3 separate regions of the Mus musculus genome follow, and regions 2 and 3 are each linked to region 1. The links are chromatin loops, found by intact Hi-C in ENCODE. Cell type or tissue: heart. All regions are shown on one strand. Each heading gives the region's core, and the rest is flanking DNA. Links, peaks and the distances in the headings are about the cores only.

Evidence for each region. A loop is a pair of places that touch in the nucleus more often than their neighbours do. Peaks named below come from ENCODE experiments on the same cell type or tissue, not always from the same donor. Only the 100,000 strongest peaks of a DNase experiment are listed, where the experiment ranks them.
Region 2: it touches region 1 in a loop (4-fold over the local background); 5 of 42 quality-filtered maps call a loop at or near these places.
Region 3: it touches region 1 in a loop (7-fold over the local background); 4 of 42 quality-filtered maps call a loop at or near these places.

The regions. Positions count from the first base shown.
Region 1 is chr9:37,610,102-37,617,348 of GRCm38, reverse strand. Spa17 (sperm autoantigenic protein 17) reads left to right here and starts at 3,629. Exons shown (of 5, transcript NM_011449.2): 1 at 3,629-3,793; 2 at 5,331-5,513. The coding sequence starts at 5,360. Siae (sialic acid acetylesterase) reads right to left here and starts at 3,528. Exons shown (of 10, transcript NM_011734.4): 1 at 3,423-3,528; 2 at 388-549. The coding sequence starts at 3,489. In heart, for the core only: no CTCF peak of the experiment used is centred there; a DNase peak (open chromatin) is centred at 3,568; H3K4me3 peaks cover 1,596 bases; H3K27ac peaks cover 1,753 bases.
Region 2 is chr9:37,524,417-37,531,663 of GRCm38, reverse strand. Esam (endothelial cell-specific adhesion molecule) reads right to left here and starts at 3,575. Exons shown (of 7, transcript NM_027102.3): 1 at 3,374-3,575; 2 at 1-176. The coding sequence starts at 3,443. It also overlaps a transcript of Msantd2 not described here. In heart, for the core only: CTCF peaks have their summits at 3,660 and 4,489 (motif pointing left); DNase peaks (open chromatin) are centred at 2,903, 3,603 and 4,363; H3K4me3 peaks cover 3,422 bases; H3K27ac peaks cover 2,826 bases; H3K27me3 peaks cover 1,357 bases.
Region 3 is chr9:37,485,551-37,492,797 of GRCm38, reverse strand. Msantd2 (Myb/SANT-like DNA-binding domain containing 2) reads right to left here and starts at 3,477. Exons shown (of 4, transcript NM_146222.2): 1 at 2,965-3,477. The coding sequence starts at 3,474. In heart, for the core only: no CTCF peak of the experiment used is centred there; DNase peaks (open chromatin) are centred at 2,907 and 3,547; H3K4me3 peaks cover 2,998 bases; H3K27ac peaks cover 2,601 bases.

The DNA of each region.
Region 1 (7,247 bases), core at 1,371-6,370:
TTCTCTAGCTCTTGGAAGTCCACAGATATTTTATGTGTTCATCCAACGACTACATAATTTGTTCTGTTCAATGAGCCCCTTGGTGAAGGGAACTTTGAGCCTTGTTACCATTTGTGGTATCTTTAGTGTTTACCCACATAGTATCTCAAATAACTCTTATGGATGGATGGGTGGATGGATGGATGGATGGATGGATGGATGATGGATGGATGGATGGATGGATGGATGATGGATGGATGGATGGATGGATGATGGATGGATGAACAGATGGATGGATGATGGATGGATGGATTGACAACTTGAGGGGGAGCCATAAGCATTCATTTTCAGATAATCCAGCAGGTGGCAGAAGAGGACAATAACTGAACAGAGAATGGGCTGCCTTACCTTTCACACTGGTCACTTTCTTCATGATGGTTTCCTGACCTTGGCACAAGGTCACTGTCACTGTGGCTCCAGGTGTACCAAAGCCCCAGATCACAGCCCCTGAAGGCTCCTTCTGCAGCACCATGTAATTATCGATGTATGAAGCAAAGCGAAAACCAATACCTATAAATATCAACAAGCACTTAGGAGAACATAATCAGGAGATTCAGCATCATGTGGATCCGGTAAAAGGAAGTAACATATAGTCCCTATACTAAAGAATATGAGCCCACTTAAGCCTTTTAATCTTCCAAAACCGGGTCCAGTTGCTCCAGATTAAATAAACAACATAATAAGAACAGTTTCCAACAATATGTATCACAGCAGAACATGACCATTAAGAGAAACTTAGAACCCAAGATAACAACTAATGTACATGCTCTCCTTCCTTCCCCTTCACAGTTCTTGGCCAACCCTTGCTCTAAAACTTGGCTCTAGAATTTAACATTCCTCTCTCAAGTCACTAAAATGAACCTTCCATGCACCTCACAGATGGTGATGATAAGAAAAACAAGGCACTTCCTTCCCTAACTCTCCATCACTGTGCCCACTCCTAGTAGCTCATAGGTCCTCTAATGTTGCTGTACCCATCTTTGGCTCCTCCTCTCCATCCTATCAATGCCAAACCCCTTCAAGTGTTTTCTCTTGAGGGTTTATTTTGTTGTTGATGATGATGTAATTTTGTTGATTGGTTTTGTTTGTTGCTTTTTGTCTTTGATGACCTGGTTTACCACACTTACGACTGTGAAAATGTTTCCTTTCCAGTAAGCTCAGATAAGTCAGGAGACAAAAATACGATCGTGGAGAGACAGAAGGTTAAAAATCTCTGAGAAAAAGTCTTGTCACCATTTCACAAGCAAAGAAAAGAGGAGGCACACTTGCATATTGGATTCTGTGCTAAGAATCACTAACAAGACTGAATAAGAATTCACTTTAACGAGATCTTTTCTATTTTTAACTCATAGCCTATATCGGAGAACTTTTTAAATAACAAGCATTGATCCAAATGATCCCAGTGAGCTCATAGAAATTTAAGTAGGAAAATCATAAAATCATCCCAATTTGTCTCAGCAGGGGAGAGTTTTTAAAAATCCTACAAAGAAAATATTTTACAAAATTAAGGGCTTTTTGGTTTGTTTTGGTTTGGTTGGTTTTTGGTTTTTTGTTTTTAATAAAAGTGATAGACAGGGAAGAGAATTAGAATTAACAAAGCTGACATTTTCCTTGCTGAAAGCTACAAAAGATGGCAGGCCCCTTAGGCTATACTTAACAGGGCAGTCGAGCTAATGGGGGTCCCCTCACAAGCTTGGTGGCCTATTAATACTGCTTTTTAAGTTACAGGCTAACCCTAAAAATCCTCAGTTTTCTTTCTCACTCCGGAGCTAGTTCGATCAGGAAGCCTACATGGCAATCAAGGATTATCCGGAAAGCTTAACAACCTCAAGAAGCATGTACCATGAGCAAAATACTCTGGAACCACAACATCCCAGAATTGCATAAGCAGGATGGCAGCCTGCTGGGGAAACCGGGAGGCATATGTGTGGGAGGGCCCTGTCTTGGGTAGATACAGAACAAAAGCTGAAAAGTAAACGCATAAATAAGAGCTAAGCAAAGAGAAGACTTGAGTTGGAAGAACAGAGTGAAGAAAATATTCCTTACATGGGCAACAATGTTGCAGTCCATAGGATGGGGAATGCCTTCCCAAGCCCTTCTGTGTTTGCCAACATTCAGTTATAGAAGCTCTTTGTGAATGGATTTATGGTGAGAAAAAAAAAATTTAGAGGTGGAAATTATCTTTATAATAAACGTGTTAATTGTGTTACTACCGATGAAGAGATATAACCTAACCACATTACCCATCAAGGGACTAGAGCACAAATAGATTAAGCAATTTTAAAGAATAATTAGAACAGCTATGAATTCAATGAATATCTCTTTAATGATACCTAGTACTTTACACATTGAGACTGCAACCCTGGAAGGAAAAATAATTCCAATAGTAGATAAAAATTCTTGCTGCCAAGGATCTTACAATCTACTAGGAGCTTACTCGTGTAGCAGAGTTCTTAAGAAAGAAGACAGTAATGTCCTTGACAGGCCTCAGAAGGTAGTTTATGACAGAATGAGAATCAACGTCATCTAATTCCAAAGGAATTGCAATTTCATTTTTGCTGTGAGGATAATGGTAATGGGACCACAAATTCCTAGCACTCCAGCCAAGAGCTTTATCACTGAGCTATATTCTCATCCCCCCCCCCAAATTTCATTTATTGACAGTCTATGGATGAGGTCCACTCTTTCAGTGATACAAAGAAAAGAAGGGTGGGTGGCTCCAGCAGTAACCTTTTACTTTAAGTGAATAGATTCCTATCTTTTGATATCTCCATGCAGAGGGCAATGTCCAGCTCAGGTTAGTCAGATGACAAGCTCTGACCTGCACAATGGCCAGTGTGAAATAGCTCCCTCTCCAGTGTGATGAGTCTTACCCCTCCACTAGTATCTCTTAGGCTGTATCAAAATTCAGAGCTGAACCTTAAATTATTCTGAGCTAGTGAGGGGGTTGTATTTCTTAGCCCTAATAACCACTTAGAAACTAGTAAAATTTAATTCCCTCAAGGCACCCATCCCGACAGAAGCCCTCCCCAAGGGCACTACTGAGGGGGCAGGTGTTGAAGTATTTTGGATGACTCAGACACCTGTTTCCAAATATTATCTAACTAAGCTTCGCCCCCTTCTCTTTGAGCTCTCCTCAAGGCTTCGGTCTGGGGACTCTGGAGCCTATTCCAATGGGTAAACCGAAGTCTCTCCCTGCCTCCTATGCTGCAAATGAGGTACCCTGCATGAAAAAGGCAGTAGATGGGCCCAACAGTACCTTGAGCCAGAACTAGGTGCGAAAAGTCCAGTTCTGACTCAAACCAGACCTTTAAAGGGGACGCATGCCATGATCCTGCAGAAGATCTGAAAGGCAAGGGTCCGGCACAGCTGTGACACCTCACCTGCACTTCTGCTGACTCGCGCGATTATGAGCAGCACTATCCCAAACACAGGCCCCGGGGAAACCATGTTTGTGAAGATCCTGATTAACCCGCCGAATTCAGGAAGAGCCCCTATGCGGGGGCGGGGACAGGGCAGAGGCGTGGTCTTGCGTAGTGGGCGGGGCCTGGGAGGGTCTACCTATCGGGCCCCACCCTCAAGCCTTCAGTACGCGAAACCATCAGCGGCGCGGCGCGGCGCGGCGCAGGGCGCTCCCCTCCCGGCCTCCGTAGTTAAAAAAAAAAGAAAAAAGAAAAAAGAAAAAAAAAAACGGTTACCCAGCAACGAGATAAAACACTGGAACCATCCGCACCAGCTTGAAGAGAAAGAAGAGGTGAGGCAGTTTCCCCCACTCCCTCTCCAATGTGGAGGCTTCGCCATTTTCCTTCGTGCCGTAGTCTCTCCGCATCTCCAATACTCCCGCAACTCCTGGACCAGACAGAGAGCCTGGCAAGCCCTTTCTCGGAGAATCTGGAACGCTAGGTCTTTGGCGTCCCGCCCACGGTTTGACCTGCTTCCCCTCGACAGCCTGTCCTCCCCCGCCCGGTTCAGGGCTTTACACAGCTCTCAAGATTCGATATCTAATCTGCTGTTTGTGGCCAAAAGAGAGAAAGGGAAGAGACTCCACAGGTTAGGCCTTGTTAAACCTCTAGTCCTCCAGCCTCGACCCCAACCAGCGCCGCCTTTGTGCTTCTTGGGGGAGGCAGAGGGAGCACACGCCCAGACCCGAAGCTCTCTTTTCTCAATAATCAAATCCTATGTCAGCCACCTTTAAGCCAGTCCTCGAATAATAAGATAAAAGAAGGCCTGAGAAAACCAGAAAATAAGATTCCCCAAACATCAAAAGCTGACTCCCAAATACACGACCTCCCCTTTCACAATCCCTCATCAGAAAGCAGAGGCACTTGAGAACATGCTTCAAAAGTTGGGGCTGAAAAACAAGTGAAACTATTCAACAAATTATAATAATTTCTAGAACGACTAGATTTTTGTTTGCTTGCTTGCTATTTGTTTGATTTTTGGGTTTTTGAGGCAGGGTTTCTCTGTTTAGCCCCTGGCTGTCCGGAAACTCACCCTGTAGACAAGGCTGACCTTGAACTCACAAAGACCCACCTACCCTTGCCTCCCAAGTACTGCACTTGAAATAGTTTCTTCTCAGCAATGTAAAGGGGATTGTTTATACCAGCTTCTCAGCAATCATTGTCTCTTCAATACTGTGGGCTTGCAACATCTACCCTCACCTCTTAAGGACAGAAAAACAAAGTACTTAATCTAGTGAAAACTGTGGTTCTCTAACTTTGAAAATATGTATTTGTCTAATTTAATGGATCTGGATTTATGATACTATAATTCACAAAGCATAGTGTTTATCCACCAGGCTGGCTCTAATCGCCGCACTTGGGAGACAGAGGCAGGTAGATCTCTGAGTTAGAGGGCAGCCTGGTCTACATAGTTACAGAACAGCCAGAGCTATGTTGAGAGACTCTGTCTCAGAAAACAAACAAAATAGTTCAGTGGTAGAATTCAAAACTCTAGGAGAAAAGGATAGACGTGGTGGGGTGAATTTGGTGTTCATTTATTTAGTATGTGCATGTGTATGGGCACGGCCTCCATGATGTCGTCAGCCTATGGAAGTCAGAGAACATTTTGTGAGAGTCAGTTCACTTCGGCCACAATAGGATGTGCGTGGATTTGATTCAGATCTACTGAGATAGAGAGAGCACCAGGACCTAGATTGTGTGACTTTTTTCTTTTTAAAGTCCAAAATATGGTATGTGTGTTTGAGAAATGATTTGAGTCGTGATAGTGAGTTGGTTTGTGAAACTTGTGATTATATAATTTAAATTAGGCACTTTTTACTGAATCTTTAGGTACCATATAGGCAATTCTTTCCGAGGAGATGTCGATTCCTTTCTCCAACACCCACTACCGAATTCCACAAGGATTTGGAAATCTTCTTGAAGGGCTGACACGGGAGATTCTGAGGGAGCAACCGGACAATATACCAGCTTTTGCCGCAGCGTATTTTGAGAACCTTCTAGAGAAAAGAGAGAGTAAGCTCTTTTAAAAAAAAAAATAGGAATTTTAAAATAAACTAAGCATTTCATTATGGTAAAACTTAAGATTGAGGAATATACATGTCTTCAGCCTGTGACCACCATGTACGTGCAAACACATATCTAGCACTACACACACACACACACACACACACATACACACACACACACACACACACACACGGGAGCATGAAAACATACACACATACAAAAAAGAAAAAAAGAACATTAAAAATCATGGTCATTGTGCAGAAAGCCTTTATAAGGCCAGTGGTTGCAAGTACGGCTCTTACTGTTTGCAACAGGCTGTGACAGTTCAGTACCCTGCCATTCTCTCTGTATTTCTCACAGATGCAGTATGGAAGGACCCTATTCTCAGGCAACCCTGCTAGCTCACTGCCTGTTCTTCCTGAGAGGATAATTTGCAGTTTTCTTTAAATTTTGATTCTTCTCATTTGAAAGTATCATAAGTGTTATAAAAATAATTTAACACTCCCTAGATTAAATAAACCGGGTTTCGCTGGGGTATATGAAACTGTTCTTCAACGAAGGCACAGAAACAAACTGCTTTGGCAAGTGAATTGCCAGCTGGGAAGGTAATTTACATTCTATGTACTTTCCAGGTCCCATCCTGCACAGAGACTAAGGTTCATGCTAGCAGTGACTTTGATTTTAAGCCAAAGTGAAGTTCCTATACTTCCTTTGTACGATGTACAAATCCCAGCCTTGACGATTCATGAATATGAGGATCTGGCTCACAGGTCAAAGGGGGAAAGAACAATTATCATCATGTTTGTGCTGAAAACCTACTCTTGCCTGGAACAATCATAGTATAGAAGGTTTGTTACCATTACTTTAGGCAAAGTAGACTGGAAATACCCCTAAGCAAACAGATGTTCCTTCATAAATCATTTTACAGAGAGAGGAAACCCAGGACACAGATAGAATCCAAATAACTCACACACACTGAACAGCTCCACCTCCTGTCCCTTGTGATCCTGCCTTTGAAGAACTCAAAATTTCCACCAGTTTCCTGACTCCTGCTGGTCTGTTTCATATCCAGTCAGGGTGAATGTTTGCTGCACAATCTACAATATTAGTAGGGGAAAGCTATTAAGATATATTGTCTGATTAAAAGTAATGTTTGTATGAACATGAATTTGGTTATTGTAACATTGACTTTTACAAATTCATGCAGTAAAAATCTTTAGTCATTTGTTTAATTTTAGAACTCAGGAGCATACCATTAAAAAAATATTTGAGTCATTGTTACCAGGTCACAGTAATAAAAACAATTGATGACTAATGGCCTTAGAATACTAGTTCTCTGATAAACAAGTGGCTAAAACCATTTGAAAAAAAAACTTAACCACCACACCCACTTCCACTTACGTCAACTAAAGGTGAATTACCAACTGATACAGTGTAAAAACTTAACCTTCACAAGTATAATCAAAATAAATGAGTGTGGACTTCTAAACCAACAATGTCCGGTCTCCCACATGGCAAGAATTCCCTTGCCACCGTTTTTCATGGGTGGCTAGTAGTCTTCATTTTTGTGACAGGAAACCTGTGACTATACAGTGTAAGTGGTAGCTCAAGTCATTAGGAGAAAATGGACTTCTTAAATAGTATTGAGATCAAAATAAGAAAACAAAATTGTATCAATACTTTATATCATAGCCCCAGATAAATAATAAGTTGATTCCAGATTTAAATACTAAGAAAGAA
Region 2 (7,247 bases), core at 1,461-6,460, 86 kb after region 1:
CTTCCCTTCTTGTTCCAAGAACCAGATCAGGATGGGCACCTCCCGGGGGTGGGACCACGACTCCTCCCGTGCCATCGTGTACCAGGCGGGGAGCACCACTTCTTCTCCCTCTACCGCTTCCAATTTGTTGAGGCCCGGGGGCACGTGCAACTCCATCTGAGCTCGGGAGAAGGCAGCTGAAAGAGAGAGCAAGGAGGTGGTAAGCTCCTAGGGTGGGTTCCCTAGTCAGCCGAAGGAGCCTGCCTAACTTCCGTCGCTTGAGGGGAAAACCTGTCCCTGGAGAACAAAGCCTGGAGCCGTGCCCCGGAGACCTCTTTCCCAGGGTCCTGCTTCTCCTCACTCCGACGTCTATTAGTGTTCAGAGTAGGGACGGAACCACATTTCTATGTAATCATTCTAATCCTGAGGTACAGAGTCTGAGCAGATTCACCTCCAGAAGGGCGATTCCAGAAGGGAAAGCAGACCTGGTTTTGACCCACACCCCCACGGCACACACTTGCTCCTCCAGTCTCCTTGGTGGCAAGGGAGAATGGAGATGCCAGGCCAGGTCACCCAGACTCTTCAAGCCCGAGCTCGCAACTGGATGGCAGATCGCTACGTAGTTACTCATTAACCGCGCGGCTCCCTCTGAACTCCGGGAGCCAGCCCTCAGCTCCAGCGCCTGCTGGTGACTAGGAGAATCCCAGGCCTTGGCTCAGTCCCACTGAGTCGGCTACCCTAGGGAAACGCACGCCTGAGACTCAGCCAAACCCTCAAGAACACTTTTGGGGGTCCTGACTATCAAAGCGAAATGCCACTGAATTGTAGGAAGTGTCAGGATGAGAGTTGAGGACATTCTTCCCACAAGTACAAAGCTTCCCCAGCATGCGTTGGGGATAGGAAAGGGAGTGTCCCTTTCGGTTAGGGGGACACTGATGACACTCCAGTGCCAAGTGCTAAAGCCTTTTGGAAAATGACTTTGGATTAGCACAAAGCGGAGCCTGGTGACACCAGCAGCTCTCTTCCTGGGCCCTGCTCTTCCTGGATCATAGCACTCTGCACGCAGGACAAGCTGCCACCTTGGAGAAGGTGAGCGGGCAGCCGAGGCTCGGAGGCCCCAGACCATCTGCGCCAGCAAAGCCAATCGGAAGGCTGGGGAGACTTAGAACCCTACCGAGCCAGGATGCGCGCCTCCCCCATCGCTTCCCGGCCGCGTCTTAACCAAGGCTCCCACCCCTACTCCTTGTCCTTCGTGGCACCCCCCACCCCTGACATTTCCTGGCGGATCCCTGCAGTCGGAGCAGGAAACTTGCGCCCGCCGATAAGGCAGAAGACAATGAAGCCCGGCCCGTTAGACCGGAGGCTCTGCAGGCAAAAACAACCCGGCCTTGAGAAGGTCCACTTCCCTCCAGGGACTCTGCCTGCAGGTTGTTCCGCTACCGCCAGGCGCACCTTCCTAGCCTTCTTGGGGTAAGGCCAGTAAGGAGGGAAACATGTCTTTATCAGATAGACTTCAGCTTCCCTCCCCAAGAGTGTTCTAGCTGCCTCTTCCAGGTTTTGCACTTGCAGTTTGCAAAGCGAGGGGCAGGGGCTGGGAGTGGGAGGTGAGTTGCAGCATGTACACCCTTGCTTCGAGGTGAGCAAGGGACTCCTGGGATTTCCCAGCTCTCTGCTCTAGAGTCACTTGAAACGGAAGAATCCCCTAACTGATCAAATCTTTTTGTGACTGGGTGCCGCAAGGAGAAAAATGGGGAGTCCCTGGGTTCCAGTGAAGGACTCCGGAGCTGCTCAAGAATAGCATCGTTCAGCCCAATCTAAGACCAGAAGGAGAGAGCCAAGGGCCTAAGCAGAGCGAATGGGCCCTTCTCCCCAGGGCTACTATTTTTAGTTTCCCTATTTCTCTGAGAAACTCCCTTTGTGGGCTTCTCACGCTCCAGGGACAGTTCTGAGCCACGAAAGAGCACATGGGGGGGGGGGAGGGTTGCCTTGTGCCTTCCCCAGGAGCAGCGAGTGCATTTAACCCTCCAGAGGCCAAGAAGGGCAACCTTCGTGGCATTATTAGTAGCATTTTAGGCTCTGGATCTTTGATATGACAAAATCAAACTCAAAAGCTGAAAGAGAAAAAGGAGGGGCCACGGGTGACCTACAGAGGATGCCTGTGATGTTCAGGCAGCCAATATAGGTTTTTCCTCCCTTGCTTGGAGGCTGACATTGCCCTCTCCAACACAGTAAGGGCCAAGCTGAGGAAGAATGCAGAAAAGAAACAGAAGCTGAGGTTGAAGGTGCAAAAGCAGAGCTGAGAAGCTGAAGGCACAGGAAACACTCCAAGCTTTGGAGGGAAGGGCACAGAAGCTCTGAGACTCATATTTGGGAACCTAAGATCTCATGCCCTCAACACCACTAGGACACAGACCAGGCCGAAAGAAACCATGGGTGGGAGCAGGGAGATCCCCATCAATGTCACTGAATCTACTCTACATTCTTCCAGGTCTTACTTGCTCTGACATCCTCTAGCCCAAGGAAGAAGTTAAAGCGAGGATTCTAAACCCAGAGAGCAAAACAGCCTGGGGAATAGCTTATAAGGGACTTAGTTCCTACTGAGTCATTTCTCTCCAGATATAGTACTGGGTGGGCCACCTCCAGCTCCTGCTTAAGATAGTTGTCCTGGAGAGCTCACCCAAACACTTGTTTCAGGAGGTCCCCTTCCTCTTGGACCCTTTGGCACCCTCTCCCTATTTTCCTTGTTCCTTTGGATCTGAGAAAAGATAAGGACGATGGTAGACCTGATGGTAGGCTGTGTGCTGGAGTCTGAGCAACTGACCTCTTCCCGAATTTCCTGTGTCCAAATGACCTCATGGTCAGGCTTTGGGGGCATCTCCTTTGATTTCCAGGGCAGGAAGCAGGAAGGAAAGAAAAGAGCTTGGTGGGGAAATGCTGGGACGTGAAGTACTGCTTGAAGTACTTGCGTCAAGACTGAGGACCAGGCATTCCCTCAGGGATCTTTCACATCAGCTTGAATGAGGGGTGCGGGGAGGGGGGACTGGAACTAAGTCCTTAAGCCTTTAGTCACTGTCTCATCCAGTGCCTCAGCTTATCCAGCTGTGATGAGTGGGGGTAGAGAGTAGACAGGAATAACTGCCTTAACTCATCCCAGAGGTCTTGGCTGGAGATGCCTTTATCCCCCTCCCCAACACCACACACCACACCAAAGCTGGAAGCCGTTCTAGCCATAGAAGGCAGAAAGTGTAGCACCAACCAGTGATGTCCAGAAGTGGAGAGTAATGAGGAAAGACAAGAATGTCAAACAAAAATCCCTTCAAACCCACTCTCTAAAGTCCTCCCCTAGGATCAGATTTACCTGATCAAAGCCCTCCAGACCCGGTGTTTGACTCACCAAGGGTACTCAGTCCCAGGAACAAAACCCGCAGCAAGCTGGTCTCGGGGGTTCCAGCCTGAAGAATCATGGCCCTCCTTGGCCCGGAGTACTCAGGGAGAGTTGGACACACGGTGTCTACAGGTGTTGTGGGTGAGCGGCGGCAACCCGAATGTGCACAGGAACCAGGCTACTGACCAGGGTGGCTCCAACCCAAGTCAGCGGGTGTGCGGATGGGGAGGTGGGGTGGAGACCGACTGGACAGTGGGCGGGGCATTCAAAGGGGTGGAGAGGTCACCGTCCTGCCGGGCGCGGCGCGCTAGTGACTCGCAGCGGGGGAAGAGAGCTCTCCCCAGGCTCAAACAGCCGGATCCGCCGGCCTCTACCTCATACCTCCAGGGCAGGTGTCAGGAATAGAGGGTGAAAAAGGAGGAATGGGGGCGGGGGGACTAACCTAAATTTAAGAAGTGACCCCGACCCGACAATAAAAGCCCTGTATCTGGGGTCAGAACGGCCGCTCCAAGCCTGGCGTGCGGCATCCCGAATCAAAGCAGAGCAGCCTTCTCGGAGGAAGAGGGGAGCCCCCACGTTGTGTAGTGTGGGTTCAGCTGGGTTAGGAGCAGCCGCTGAAATGGGGATTCGAACTTTATTAGCCCACACCTCTCTCCGCCCGGTTCAGGCCCGAGGCTTCTGGGGAAGACATCCAACATAGCCCTGACGCCACAGGCCTTCCTGCTCCTAAGGCTAGAGAGGGGCTGGTTCTCCAGAGTTCCAGAAACCGAGGCCCGAGGCGGAGTGTATGGGGGTCTGGGGGGAGTCTCGGACCTTTGCCTCATGAAAACACGGAAGACCTGGTACAAGGGAGGTGAGCAGGAAACTGAGGCAACAGTCACAGGCTTAATGCTGACCAGGGAGGAGGGAGCAGCTGCAGGAGGACGGGATATAAATAATGTCTTTCCCTTCTGTACAGCCGCTGGTGTCTTCGCAACCGCCCATCCTTGTAGTGAACGGCTTAGGCCAGTTCTGATCCTTTAATTCCCAGGACTAGATCTTTCCGCTGTGAATTTAATTTCAACCCCACACCCCACCCATGTCATTGGGGGCGGGGATGGGGGTGGCGGCACCTCTGCGCCCCCTGATGGCCCGGGCTGCTTCAGCAGGGGGAACGCACCGGTTCCAGCCTAACAGCCAATAAATAAAAATATGCTTCAAGTATTTGGGCAGGGCTTTGCTGCGCAGGACAGAAGGCATAGCCACGAATGTCTGACGTGGCCTGTTCCGAGGGAGCAGAACTGTCAGGCAGTAGAGGCAGCCTGGCCTCCTCATCTCTACACACCCCATCAGCTCCAGTGTTGTGCAATGGCTTTTCCTACCTAAAGAGCCCCAGCCTGGCTCCTCTTCAAATACCAGTCATGCAGTGGCTCTACGAAATGCCTATACAAACACTAGACTGCCCCTGACATCTATGGAATCTACCTCTTTGGCAGCTCAGCTTTCAAACTTTGTACTGTCAAAAGGTGATGTTAGGGATGGGCTGTCTTGGTTTTCCTTGCCTATCAGATTTTTCTAGATTTGAGAATACTAAAAACATTTTTTAAAAAGTGTGTATGGGCCTGCATGTGTCTGCACCACGTGTGCAGTGCCTGTAGAGGCCAGAAGAGGGTGTCGGATCCCCTGGATTCTGAGCTGCCCTATGAGAAGATGCAATCAAGCCCCAATGCTGCGGAAGATCCTTACCCTTAACCCCAAAGCCATGTCTCCAGTCCCATAAGTACCTCTTTCAAACACCCTTCATCTGTTGCCTGGACCACGTTGTCACTCCAAATGAATAACTCCTCCCAGGAAAAGGAAGTACAAAGCTTTGGCTCTTGCCTAGTGACACTGAAGCGTCTGATGACACAGGTGTGTCCATCCCTGCCCAAGAGCTGCTTCCCAAAATCTCTGTTACATAATCAGCTAAGGACCTAAGGAGAGTGACTGTCCCTATGGCACAGAAGAATTCACAGGCTTTTACGCCTGAATTTTCCTCATTGTCCCCTATTCTAACCACTTCTGACCCCGAGGAAGTCGAAACCTAAACATTGGATGAGTGCAAGGTAGGTTCATCATAGGTTTCTCTCAACCACACTTCATGTACGATCTTAGAAAGAATTTATATTTGGGCTGGAAAGATTTCTCACACCAGTCAAGAGGACGTGTTGGTCTTGCAAAGGACAAAAGTTTAATTCACAGCATCCACATGGTGGTTTACAACCATCCATAATTGCAATACTAGGAAACCTGATGCTTCTGACCTCCACGCATGTGGTAGGTACATATACATACACGGAGGCAAGACACTCACACACATAAAAACAATTTAACTTAAAAATTTTCCAGAAGTCAAAACAAAGCTTGACTAAAAGGGCCTCTCTCCCTCCTGGATCTGTTACAAGGCTTATGGTCTTAGTCAGTCCCCTTGTCTGAGACAATGCTCAATGTCAATGTTACCTGACAGCCTATTGTCTTCTTTTCTATTGTCTCTGGTCAGATAGGATATTCCTATCAGCAAGTCACTGTCCTCACAAGCCTCCATTTCCCAAAGCTCAGTTTTGTCCTCTTCCCTGACCTTTAACCCATTTCAAGCCACTCGGAAACTCAGGCTTGATCTTATCTTTGCCCTCCATCTTGGTCACAGGAGTCTAACAAGGCCACACTCCCAGTTATGCAGGTCTAAAAAGTCCTCACCAACTGTTCCTAAAATATTGTGCCCCATCTATTAACTAGTGAAGGAAAGGAATACACGTAGGTAAGTTCAGCAACTATTAATGATAATTCTGGACTGGTCAGTGGTCACAATGGAGGGGCCATGCAGTGTTCCTGGTAATGTTTGTTCCGCCTGTGACTATGTTTGTTTCAGCACTGGTGACCATGAATTTACTCCTGTATGACACACCATCAGTGCATCCTCGCCTGAGGACCAAAGAGGAAACCTACAAGAATCTCCCAAGGCCCCCACATACAAATACTGCACACACTAAGAGCAGGTGCTGTGCCGACAGTACCTGGGTATTTATACTCTCCCTGAAGTGGCACCTATTTTTAGCAGCTTACATTAGAGAAAGAGGTTACTTCTTAAGCTTAGATTCAAAGAACACAGACCACCTCTGTGGTTAAAATCCCTGAAAAAACATACAAGCATCAATTAGCCAAACGGTATCATACTAAGGAGGGGGGGGGTGTCTTCATTTGAGGGTTGTAGGAAAGAATTTTTTTTAAATATGCAATTTTATTTTTAGTTTTTTTGAGACAAGGTCTCTCTGTGTAGCCCTGGCTGTCCTGGAACTTGCTCTGTAGACTAGTCTACCTTCAAATTCAAGAGATCCATCATACTCTGTCTCCCAAACACTGGGACTAAAGGACCGTACCACTACCTTCTGACTTGTGATTTTTTTTTTAACAGTAGAGAAAACCAGGGCTTATGGGTTCTCGTCTGGACCTGCTGCCCATTTATAGCAAAGCCACTGAAGATGAGTTACCCACGCTCCTGCAATCCTTGACCACCAGCGACTCTTCTTAGCCAAGGGTGCTAAGCTCCACGTGGAGTGGCACCTGACCCACTGGAGTCTCAGAAAAGGAATATGCATGAGTCACTGCCTAGTGGACTGGCACCTTCCAGTTTTTTCTCTCAAGGATCACTCTTCAAAGGCATTAGTATTGTATTTTTACTGGATCTTCATTTTCTTTTGTTTAGACACAGAAAGATCAAGGCATCAAGTTTGTCCTTTTACTACTTAGCAGACTTACCTCAATTAGTAAGTGAAAAACATGGAGAATCAAAGTGCCTTCATACCACTAAAGTTAGAAGGAACAGAAAGAAATACAATATGACTTCTAATGACCTCTGGAACTGACA
Region 3 (7,247 bases), core at 1,360-6,359, 120 kb after region 1:
TAATTTATTTATATAAATTTTTATACATTCAGTCACAGTTTGTATCAACTTGACACAAACCTAGATACACCTGAGAAGAGGGAAACTCAGTTGAGGAAATGCCTCTAGTTGTAACCATGTCTGTAAGGCGGTCTCTTAATTGCTAATTGATATAGGCGGGCCCAGCCTACTGTAGGTGGTGCTATCCCTGGGAAGGTACACCTGAACTATGAAAGAAAGGTAGAGAGCCGGGCGTGGTGGCTCACGCCTTTAATCCCAGCACTTGGGAGGCAGAGATAGGCGGATTTCTGAGTTCGAGGCCAGCCTGGTCTACAGAGTGAATTCCAGGACAGCCAGGGCTATACAGTGAAACCTTGTCTCGAAAAACCAAAAAAAAAAAAAAAAAAAGAAAGAAAGAAAGAAAGGTAGAAGAGCAAGCCAAGGAAGCCAGCCAGTATGTGGTGCTCCTGTGTGGTCTCTGCTTCAGGTCCTACAGACTCCTTCCTTGAGCTCCGGCCCTGGTGAGGCTGTTTGAATTAGCATGGCCTCCACAGACTCACATATTTAAACGCTTGGCTTTAGTTGGTAGAACTGTTTGGGGAAGGATTAGGAAGCATGGTCTTGAGGAAGGAGATTTGTCCCCAGGGGTAAACTCTGAGCTTTCGAAAGCCAATCTCTTCCTCTCTGCATCCTGCTTGAGAATCAGTGTAAGCTCTTTGCTACTGCTCCAGCGCCATGCCTGCTGCCAGACCTGGACCACCATGATGATCCTGGACCAAGACTCACCCTCTGAAACTGTAAACAAGCCTGCAATTAAATGCTGTCTTTTAATACATTGCCTTGGTCATGGTATCTCTTCAAAGCAATAGTAAACTAAAATACCTAGCTTCCCTAAGCTATAAGCTGTTAGTCAAACAAACCCTTTCCTCTACACTGGTTTTGGTCAGTGTTTTATCACAGCAACAAAAAGTTAAAAAAAAAAAAAAATACCTTCCAAAACTCTTTCTCTACTTTCTCAGATGAACAAAGCATTTATTCAGTGCCTACTGAATGCTGGTTTGTGGAGGGACCAGACTAGAACTTGTCCTTAATTCTGGAGGAAAATATCAACATTAACAGAGTCTGAGTTTCTTGATCAAAAGCAAACATTTGTCATCCCTCCTTGTCTGTTAACTGCTACGGTATCAGAGAACCCAGCATCATCTCATAATCCCAAAAGACTAAAAGTTGGAGGTCAACTTGATCTTACCTGTCTGAAAACAGGTAAACTGATCCTCTAAATTCTTCAGAGGCTCAATCTCCTTTCTTTGCTTTAGATTTCCTTCTCATAACTGGACAATGAAGCATTCCAACTAGATATCCCCTGGTTGTTTGAGAAACAATTTTATGGAGAGATTTACATTCAGCAAGGTTTTGATAGTACACCTTGAAAATCCTATGAATAAAAATCAAGAAAACAGGCATAATTTACAAATGCCTAAGACACTCTCAGAACTCCAGAAAAGTTTGTGGGTGGATGCTACACAGGGCAGCTCAAAGAAACTGCCCCAAATTTAACATGAACGACCCTGAATAAAGCAATGAATGAAATCCAAACAACATATTATCTAGTACATATTATCTCAATGACATTCTTGTTTAACAAAGGAGCTCAATAAGAATCCTCAAATGAACATAATCAAATAATCTAACTTTGCTTTCTAATGGGTGTAAAATTAATCTAACAGTTAACAATGAAACCGCTGTTTCTGGAACAAATTTTCTAAGTAACAACGTCTCCAAATGAACATCTGTGGAGCCAAGGCCTCATGAACTATGGCACAATCCCCCCCACCCCCCATTCAGTGTGATTACCCTTACTTAAACAACTATTCTTACTGAGTTTTATGGTTGTTTGCTAATGTGATATTCTCAGTTGTGACTCTTTTTCGTCCCCAGAAAAAGTAGCCTTCACTATGAGAAGTGAACACTAGGTAAACACAATGTAATGTTTTCAATGAAAACTGGGAGAAACTCTGAGCAGACACTAGTAAGAGGGAAGAGCTTAACTAAAGTACAGCTCCTTGTCTGCAAAGGCAGATACGAAGGCCTAGACAACGCATTAGAAACAGTAAACCGATATGCAGGCTGATGGTAAAATTAACCCACATTAAGCCTCCACATTTAAACATGCTGATGCATAAGGATGGCCAGATGCATACTCGGTTTTACTTGTCCGCATCCGGGCACCCTAACTAAAGCAGAAAAAACCTGGGTGACAAGAGAGGGCTTCCTCAGAATTAGAAGCCTCCTGACTCTCAAGGCAACCTGACTCTGAAAAGATCGCCAGTCCAAATTCCAAAAGAACCTTCAAGCAGACTAACGTTCAAGGTGTCCTCTACTGTCCTCTACCTCCACGATAACAATACACGACCTTTCTTTCACTAAGCCTTTCCAGCTCTCCAAAAGCACCTCAAATCTTGCTAGTCCTTGTATCACCTCAACTGACAAGCAAAGCGACTGACACAAAAGGCCAGCCGTCCCAATGCTCTATTCTTGAAACTTCAGCAAAGGAAAAAAATCTTACACTGGGCGCTCATCCGGCCCTCTGCTACCCTTCCTCAATTCCATCCCAGCTGGAAAGCTTCAGTCTGGGAGCCCCTCTATCTGGGAACAAAGCAGTGCGGGCGACAGCACCCGCGACAGTTGCGGGCCCCGCGCACAATGAGAGAAACTACCAACTTCAGAGCGCAGGAACATCCTCAATTGGCAAGAAAGAGGGGCGGCGGCAGACACGCCCAACTTCAAACTCAGGAAACCTACGGGCTGGCGGCCATCTGGAAAGAAGCGCCCCTTCCCAGGGAGAGAAGAAAGAGGCGGAGCAGACACAAGGGATACCCGGGGCCCGGGAGGGGAGCCCCGCGCTCGGCCCGGCCCCCGCCCCCAGGCCCGTTTCCCCGCCTTCTCTGCCTCTGGTTCGCAGCCCCGGGCAGAGCGGCCGGTTACCTTGATGCGCTCCCGGCACTGGGACGGGGTCCGCTCGTAGCCCAGCTCGGCCAGGGCCCGGGACACGCGCTCGTACATGGCCGGCCCAGGGGCCTTGCTGCCGAATACCGTGCCGGCTCCCTCCAGCTGCTGGTACCGCGCCTCCACCAGCCGCTCGTTGCCCCATACAGCGATGAGCGCGTTCGTCTCTGCCGGCGTCCACGACATACCCCGGCAGGCGGCGGCAGCGGCCGCCGCAGCCCCGCCACTGCCGCCGCCGGGCGAGAAGGAGACCGAGGACGAGGCAGCGCCGCGGCCCCCCAGCCCCAGCCCGAGACCCCCGGACGCCGCGGCCCCCGAGCCCGCCGCGCTGCCGGGCCCGAGAGGGGAGGCTCCCCGAGGCGTGGAAGGGTCGGACAGCGATGGGTTCCCGTCGCTCAGGTCGCCGGGAGACGCCGGGGAAAGCACCTCCATCTTCGGAATTTTGAGCGGCGAGTTGGCGGGCAGCTCCGAGCCACAGGGCGCAGCCATCTTCCAAGCCGCCGCCGCTGCACCGCCCGGAAGTGACGCACCCCTGCATCCGGCCACCGGGGTCTCCGGGGCTGCCCTGGGGCCTGGCTCGGGGCTGAGTGGCTCGCCGCGGTCAGAGGGCCCGGAGGATGTGTCTGGCTGGCCCAAGCAGCCCGCAAATCTTCGCCTTTCCCCTCCAGCCAGCTGGTGCCGGCCGCTCCTCTCCCGGGAGGAGAAGCTGGGACCCGGCGCACCCAAGCTCCGAGCAGAGAAGGGTGGGGGCATGAGGGCGCGGGAGTGAAGGACTGGTTGGAGCCTCCCCACTTCCTTTCCAATCTCAACCCTCACAACAGGGGTGAGGCCCGCGAGGGCCTCGAATTAAGGACGAATTGGCTATTTCTGTTTTCCTGTCTCCGCCCCTGAGCCTATCCTCCCTCTAAGCCCGCCTTTAGGTACGGGAACCGAGGTCCAGACTGGAGACTAGGAAACCCTACAAAGGGTATGTGGAGGAAGGCAAAGCGGGAAGGCTGCTTGCAGTGGTTCTGGACAAGACTTTCGAGAACAGATATGAGTTAGAGTTTGCACGCTTTAGCTTTTCAAGAAACTCAGCCTCTATAGCAACTCTGATTGCACTCACGTGTTCTGCTAGGCAAACACCCTGTCACTGAGCCACACCCACAAGCTTCGTTTCGTTTGTTTTCTTGTTCCTCTGAGTAACTGTGTAGCCAATGATAAAGTAAATGTCTTTCTTGCTTTTATACAGTATCTATAATGGGGACATGAAAGAGCTCCAGAGCCCAGCAGAATAGCTACTCCGGTACCTCAGTCCACTGGGATTTGGGACTGGTTTAAAATTTCCCAGTCAAGTTCAAGGAAATGAAACTGTTCCTGTGACCTAGTAGTAAATTAGCACTCATCACTCACTCCTGAATATTTCCGTAAAGTCTTGAACATTGAAGTATCATATAGCTATAAGATATAACCTTGTTTGTGTGGTATTATTTTGGTTTTTGACACAAGGTTTTTCTGTGTTATCCTGGCTGTCCTGGAACTAAGTCTATAGACCAGGCTGGCCTCAAACTCCGCCTGCCGCCTCTGCCTCTGGAATGTTGGGATTAAAGGCCTGAGCTGCCACCACCACCTAGTCAATTTCCATATTCTTTAAAGCTGGAAATCCTGTTTATCTCAGATCATTAACTTTAAAACCTCAGTAGTGGCAGAAAGATGCCTCAACCAGTACAGGTATTTGCTGCCAAGCCCGCCCAATGACTGAAGACAACCTGCTCTCATGACTTGTTCTTTGACCGTCATACATGGGACATGCCACCCATATCCCCACACTTACACACAAAATTAAACTTCATTTTAAAATGTGTTCGTTTAGTTTTATGTGTATAAACGTTTGCCTATGTGTGTATGTGTGAAGGGGCCTGATGTTGGTAACGGTCAGCAAAAGGCATCAGATCCCTTAGAACTGGAATTACAAGACTTGCAAGCCATCTGCAGGTTCTGAGTCCCTTGTAAGAGTAACTAATGAGTAATCTCTCCAGGCCCCACGCAAGATAATTTAAAAAAAAGGGGGGGGGGGTGTTTGTTTGTTTGTTGGTTGGTTTTGGTTTGTTTTGTTTTGTTTGTTTTTTGTTTTTTCGAGACAGGGTTTCTCTGTTATAGCCCTGGCTGTCCTGGCACTCACTTTGTAGACCAGGCTGGCCTAGAACTCAGAAATCCGCCTGCCTCTGTTTTTTGTTTTTAAAGCAGACTGTAACTGAGGCAGCTGACCAATGATATTATGAATAAATTATGCAGTCTCTCTCGGTCACTCAGTGTTTTTCTAACTAACAAATATATGTTATGGTTTTGCAAGGAAAAGAAAAAGCTGAAGTCAGCCAGTTATAGAATAATGGTGGTCATTGTTGAAAAGCCAAAGGATTATGCTTTAAGTAATAAAATCAGGCATAACTATCTTCATCTGTCATAGTAAAATGCCATCATAGCATGCTTTAACCCCAGCACTCAGGAGGCAGAAGCAGATAGAGTTCTGTGACCACCCTAGTCTTACATGAGTTCCAGGCCAGCACTACAAAGTGAGACCACTGTATTTTGTTAAGTTTGCTGTATAAAGAAGTCTTAAGAACCGTTACGGAATTTATTTATTTGGACAAGTCCTACTATGGTCAAAGATGTCCTTGAACCCCTGATCTGCCTGGCTCTGCCTTTCATGTACTAGTGGTTCCCCCTTATCTAAAAGCAAGACCTTGCAGTCATCTTGGGTAAGGTTAAGGATTCTGAAGTCTGAATGCCTGGCTTCAAATTCCACTTCTGTGTCCTGCAACAATTTCTTCATCTAAGAAGTGAGACAGATCTCACAGCATTATTTAAGAGTTAAATGGGTAAATACAGGAAGAACCTGAAAATAGTGGACAGTTCACAGTAAACACTGCATGAGGCCCAGATTTTTGTTTTTGTTTTTGTTTTGTTTTTTTTGTTTTTTTCGAGACAGGGTTTCTCTGTATAGCCCTGGCTGTCCTGGAACTCACTTTGTAGACCAGGCTGGCCTCGAACTCAGAAATCCACCAGCCTCTGCCTCCTGAGTGCTGGGATTAAAGGCGTGTGCCACCACGCCCGGCTCAGATTTTTGTTTTTAATATAAAGTACTGAGCATACACGAAAGGGAGAGTCTTTTTTTTTTTTTTTTTTTTTTGAGTATCACAAAAGTTTATTTAGTAAGAAGTTCCATATGAAAATGTACGCGACCTAATTCTACATCACAATCAAACAGGCCTTTGGGGAGGGATGTGGACACACTGCTTGCTGAACACTGGTCAGACTCTTTCCAAGGCTTCTAACTTGATAATGCTGTTTCCTCAGATGACCACCATGCCGATGTTGTTCTGCTGCCCACTGGTTGCCATCTCCACACAAGAGTCATTCTTAAATCATGTACAAAATGAGAAATTCCAAAGGGCTTTTTTTTTTTTTTTTTTTTGGGTTTTTCAAGACAGGGTTTCTCTGTATAGCCCTGGCTGTCCTGGAGCTCACTTTGTAGACCAGGCTGGCCTCGAACTCAGAAATCCGCCTGCCTCTGCCTCCCAAGTGCTGGGATTAAAGGCGCACCACCACGCCCAGCTGGTTTTTGGTTTTTTGAGACAGGGTTTCTCTGTGCAGTCCTGGCTGTCCTGGAACTCACTCTGTAGTCCACGCTGGCCTCGAACTCAGAAATCCACCTGCCTCTGCCTCCCAAGTGCTGGGATTAAAGGCGTGCGCCACCACTGCTCCAAAGAGCTTATTTTTCTCTTAATGTAAGCCTGACAGCAGTCCTCCCTTCTGTCACCTAATTCTGGATGGTTCTCAAATCAAGTCTCACTCAGGAAGCCTTTCTAGGTAAGGCCGACTTAGAGGGCTCCCCTCTCACAGACTTCAGTTACCACTTATTTCTGTTTCATTCCTCTTCCTTCCCATACCCTTGAGCCTCCCTAATAAGAAAAAACTGTAGCAAGATTAAAATTCCAGTAGCGTCCTAAAAAGTAAAACTGTGAATCCAAATGATAGTTGTAAATAAATAAGCATCTGCTTGTAAGATAGTATATGAAATAAAGTATTAAACAATATACACTATGTGACTACTTTAATTTAGACTATCCCTTTATTCTTTGTCACTTCCTTCAGGTGTCACTTTGTGTCCGGTGTTTTCCTGAATTTAAATATTAATTTGCTTTTATTTTGTGTATAGCTGTGATATGCCGCACGTGTGTGTGTGTGTGTGTGTGTGTGTGTGTGTGTGTGTGTGTTTTACA